2 separate regions of the Homo sapiens genome follow, and region 1 is linked to region 2. A link is a loop called in an ENCODE intact Hi-C map of the cell type or tissue named here. Cell type or tissue: endothelial cell of umbilical vein. All regions are shown on one strand.

Evidence for each region. A loop is a pair of places that touch in the nucleus more often than their neighbours do. Peaks named below come from ENCODE experiments on the same cell type or tissue, not always from the same donor. Only the 100,000 strongest peaks of a DNase experiment are listed, where the experiment ranks them.
Region 1: it touches region 2 in a loop (10-fold over the local background); 21 of 110 quality-filtered maps call a loop at or near these places.

The regions. Positions count from the first base shown.
Region 1 is chr6:43,228,433-43,230,932 of GRCh38, forward strand. It overlaps DNPH1 (2'-deoxynucleoside 5'-phosphate N-hydrolase 1), which reads right to left and starts at 1,049. Exons shown (of 4, transcript NM_006443.3): 1 at 829-1,049. The coding sequence starts at 1,024. RefSeq lists silencers at 658-847, 908-1,347 and an enhancer at 831-1,330. In endothelial cell of umbilical vein, a CTCF peak has its summit at 1,045 (motif pointing right); a DNase peak (open chromatin) is centred at 1,049; H3K4me3 peaks cover 940 bases; H3K27ac peaks cover 533 bases; H3K27me3 peaks cover 186 bases.
Region 2 is chr6:43,173,485-43,175,984 of GRCh38, forward strand. SRF (serum response factor) reads left to right here. Exons shown (of 7, transcript NM_003131.4): 2 at 363-629; 3 at 2,222-2,483. Among named protein-coding and RNA genes, the nearest start is that of SRF, 3.5 kb to the left of the region's middle. RefSeq lists an enhancer at 1,362-1,591. In endothelial cell of umbilical vein, no CTCF peak of the experiment used is centred here; a DNase peak (open chromatin) is centred at 1,237; H3K4me3 peaks cover 601 bases; H3K27ac peaks cover 1,920 bases.

The DNA of each region.
Region 1 (2,500 bases), 55 kb after region 2:
CAGAGAGGCCCTTGTATCAACAAAACAAAAATGTGAGAGAGGGTAATAGTGAGAACTGGGGTCAGCCAGGTCTAAAAGAGTGCTGATGTCTTCACAGAAAAAGGGGAGGCAGGCCCTGGGCGGTGGCTCCTGTCTGTAATCCCAGCACTTTGGGAGGCCGAGGCGGGCAGATCACCTGAGGTCAGGAGTTCGAAACCAGCCTGACCAATATGGTGAAACACCGTCTCTACTAAAAATACAAAAAGTAGCCGGGTGTGGTGACGCGTGCCTGTAGTCCCAGCTACTCGGGAGGCTGAGGCAAGAGAATCACTTGAACCCGGGAGGTCGAGGTTGCAGTGAGCCGAGATCACGCAACTGCACTCCAGCCTGGGCGACAGAGTGAGATTCCGTTTCAAAAACAAAACAAAACAAAACAAAAAAAGTTGGTGGGGAGGCAGGAGGATACCTTTCGTGTTGGGTGGTGGAAAAGATTCCAGCGGGTGAGGTGGGAACTGAGCCCAAGCAAAGCAGCCCAATCTACCTTCTTTCTGTTGCACCCTACAAACGCTCTGAAAGCAGCTGAAGACAGAGTTCTCCAAGAAGGAACCAAAGGTCAAGATAATGCTGAGTCTGCCTTACACCCGCAGGCTTGCTGGGACCCACGCAGCCCGAGCCCCGGCCCGTTTCCTTCTCGGGCTGGGGCGCTGGATGGAGCACCGGGGTAGGAGGGCGGGCTCCGGGCGCCGGGAGCGCAGCTGCCGGGGGTCGGGGGGGCGGACAGGCCGGGTCCCTGCCACCCCAGCCAGGTCCGCGCCCGCGTCCCCGCGTCCCGCGGCCCCAGGGCCTCACCGCGCGCGCCCAGCTCGGCGGCCGCCACGTGCTCGGTGAGCACTGTCCCGAATCGCCGCAGCCGAGACACGATCCGCTCGTACAGCGTCCTGTCCTCGCGTCCGCCGCGAATGCTCCCGCAGAAGTACAGGGCCGGGCGGCCAGGCTCCCCGCGCTCCCAGCTCTCGCTGCGCCCCGGCACCATGGCAGCAGCCATTCCCCAGCCGCCCGCGCTCTCCGGCGCCAGGGGGCGCCAGCCCGCGGCCACGTGACCCCGCCCGGCCCAGCGCAGAGCCCGGCTGCTGAGTCCACACCTGTGGAATGGGGACGACGAACTGGGAGGATCCAGCCGGGACCCTTTCGGGAACACACCCTTCCTGGACTTGACGTTCGGATGCCTAACACGCACCTTAACTTGACCTTGTCCAGGCAGAACTCGAGGGCTTCCCCACCTCACCCGCTTCTGCTCCCCTCCTCCCCGCCGTCTTCCCCAGCTGCATCCTCCCAGCTGCTCAGGCCCAAGACCCTCGGAGTCATCTGGATCGTTCCCTTTCTCTCAAACTCTGCGTCCCATCCATTGACAACTCGTGTGGATTCGTCCTTCCAAATCTGAAATCTCACGACCGCCTACAGGGCCACCACCCTGGTCTAAGCCTCCTCTGGGCTCTCCACAGCCTCCTAACAGGTGTCCACATGTCGTGAGCTGCTCAAGGTCAGACAGAACCAGGTCCACCCACCTTTGTGTCTGTCCACAAGATCAGGTTTTTACTGATGCTATTTCAATCACAAAAGCTAGGCGTCACACGGAGTTCCCAAGAAGTCAGTTCTCCTTAGGACCACCTGTTCACTCGGTAGTCAGAGCCGCGGGCATGCAAGCTGGAGCCACTCCACAAGTCAGACTGTATTGCAAACCATCCATAGTATTATATGTAAGGATATAAATGTTACAGGTTAAAATTTCACATCAAACACAAGAACATTTAACATCAAGAGAAAAGGGGTTAACGAACCAGTCCAAGGAGAGTGCTGTGGACAGAGTCCCGGCCTGATGGGGATAGTCATCAAGAGCTTGCAAGGAAGAGTCCTTGATTTGGGCAGAGCCTTCAGAGGCAGACACCAGGTGCTGGGCACGAGTGATAGCAAGACTCGGTCTGTTAAGGTGGCCGTGTCTAGCTGCTGAAGTCCTGATCATTTTATGGTCCTTGAGTCCTCTGATGAGGACTTATAGTAAAGGGTGATGCCCTTATCTGGTTGGGTGTTGTCTCCATTGGTTAGGCGAACATCTGGACCCTGTTGGCTTGATGCCTTTTGAAATGTAAGATGAAGTTTTTTAAAACTTTATTTATTTATTTATTTATTATTTTTGGTGACAAGGTCCCTGTCGCCCACACTGGAGTGCAGAGGCACGATCATTGCTCACTGCAGCCTCAAACTCGTGCCTCAAGTTTGAGGGTTCAAGGAATCCTCCCACCTCAGCTTCCTGAGTAGCTAGGACTACAGGCACGTGCCACCATGCTGAGCTAATAAAAAAAAAATTGGCTGGGCTCGGTGGCTCATGTCTGTAATCCCAGCACTTTGGGAGGCCGAGGTGGGCAGATCACGAGGTCAGGAGATCGAGACCATCCTGGCTAACGCGGTGAAACCCCGTCTCTACTAAAAATACAAAAAGTTAGCCAGGCGTGGTGGCACACTC
Region 2 (2,500 bases):
TCCTGGTCCCTGTGACAGTGAGAAGGGGTGAGGCTCTGGGACATTCCAGGCACTAAGCTGTGTTGGGGAGCAGCTAGCTGGGTCCTTCGTATCCCCTGAAGTTATATGTTCCATCACTGGGGGCTGTTACTGTTTGCTTGGGGTATCTTCAGGTCAATGGGGCTGCTCCTCAAAGGAGGAGCATGGGTAGTTTTGCTGCTTCCAGAGATCCTGATAGGACACCCTGCCCTCAGAGTCATTAGAGACGAAGGTCATTATGGGAATGGGGGAATGACATCACTGTATAATTCTTTTTCCAACTTCTCAAGGAAGGTAGAGATAAAAAGTTTGCTGACCTGCCCATCTCCCTCCTCACCCCTCAGGCCTATGAGCTGTCCACGCTGACAGGGACACAGGTGCTGTTGCTGGTGGCCAGTGAGACAGGCCATGTGTATACCTTTGCCACCCGAAAACTGCAGCCCATGATCACCAGTGAGACCGGCAAGGCACTGATTCAGACCTGCCTCAACTCGCCAGACTCTCCACCCCGTTCAGACCCCACAACAGACCAGAGAATGAGTGCCACTGGCTTTGAAGAGACAGATCTCACCTACCAGGTGTCGGAGTCTGACAGCAGTGGGGAGACCAAGGTGTGTTTGGGTTGCCTATGTGAGAGGAGGGAAGGGAGTGGGGTCCCTCTCCCTTTCTGGCCCAGGACAGGTGGATAGGTGCCCACCGATGTGGAGTGGAGCCGGATTAACGACCCTCGTCCTAGGGGACAGGTGTCCATCCTCACTTTCCTGATAGAAGACCGCCCCCCTAGATAAGCGGGCGGCCTCCGTGCCCATATAAGGCCGGCTTGGGCTCCACGCCGGCCTCCCGCCCGCAGCCCGCCTGCCTGGCAGGGCCTTTGCATTCCTCCCGCCAGCTGTCTCCCCGCTAGGGGCGGGGGTGTAGTTTAGCCCGGCCCTCCGGGCTGGGTCGCCAGGGAGTAGAAAGGGAGCACTCCGGTCCCGGGGTCCTGGGAATCCAGCACTCTTGGCAGGCGGGCTGGTTGACTGGGCCGGGGACTACCTTACAAGCCAGCCGCTGCCCTTTCAGGGTGTTGGGGGCCTGGGCAGTTAGGGAGCGCATTTGCCTGCTGCTAGGGATGCCTGCGCTGTTACTCCTCCCCCTTCCTTTTCCCGGTAAGGAGAGGGGGTGGGGCTTCCTCCCTTGCTGTCTGGGGAGCTCCACCTTCCGGGTGGCACTTAACTGACTGGCCAATGGGAGGAAGCGGCACTGTTTGCCTTAGCAACGCCTCTGCCAATCAAGGGTCTTGGGCCCAGCTGCTTTGCAAACGTCTCGTGCTGACCCACCCCGCAGCCTTTGAGCCTCTGGTTGACTCATTTCGGGTCTGGGCTTGGTGGCTTGGTTCTCAGTTTCCTTCTTCCCCTTCTAAGAACGAAGTCTTCCTTAGGGGAGAGTCAGTGCTGTAGGCTACCTCCTCTCTTAGTGGCATATCATCTGTAATAATTTTTAAACTTTTATAACAGTAGGGCTCATTTATTCCCAGGAAATTTTGTTGGATGAGTACATTCTTTTGGTAGTTTACATCTTGGGTGTTTGACATATAGTGTGTCATTGCCAGATTCTCAAGATCTCTCTCAAACTCTTAAGTTCCCTGAGAAACTCAGTTCCTATCTCAGAAGCCTGACAAATTAGAGCTGGAAGAACTCTTTGAAAGAAAACGTAGTAGCCCAGCCCCCTCATGCTTATAGAAGAGGAAAACCGAGGTTCAGAAAAGGGGACTGGTTATTTCAGGGTCACTTAGATGGTCATTACCAGAGCTAGGAACAGACCTTGGTGTCCTGACTCCCCAGCCAATGGGATTACCACAGTCCGCTGGAGCAGAGAACTCAGGGGATTATAATAATGACAATGATAATAATTATCATAAGAGCAGCAAATATTTATTTTGGTTTTTTTATGTGCCAGGTAGTGTTTTCTAAGTGATTTACATATGCTAACCTACTTAATCCTTACAGCAACCTAGGGGGTAGGTATTATCCTCCTTTTACCGATAGAAAACTGTAGCTCAGTAGATCAATAACTTACCTAAGAGTCAGGCATCAGGTAAATGGTGGCGTTGGGATTTGAACCCAAGCTCACTGGTTTCAGTCTGGGTTCTCAGTCCACACAAAGCTTCTGCAAAGGCAGGATCTGGTAGGGGCTCATTGCTTCATCTTTACTCTGGGTATAGGACACACTGAAGCCGGCGTTCACAGTCACCAACCTGCCGGGTACAACCTCCACCATCCAAACAGCACCTAGCACCTCTACCACCATGCAAGTCAGCAGCGGCCCCTCCTTTCCCATCACCAACTACCTGGCACCAGTGTCTGCTAGTGTCAGCCCCAGTGCTGTCAGCAGTGCCAATGGGACTGTGCTGAAGAGTACAGGCAGCGGCCCTGTCTCCTCTGGGGGCCTTATGCAGCTGCCTACCAGCTTCACCCTCATGCCTGGTGAGTCACGAGGGGCA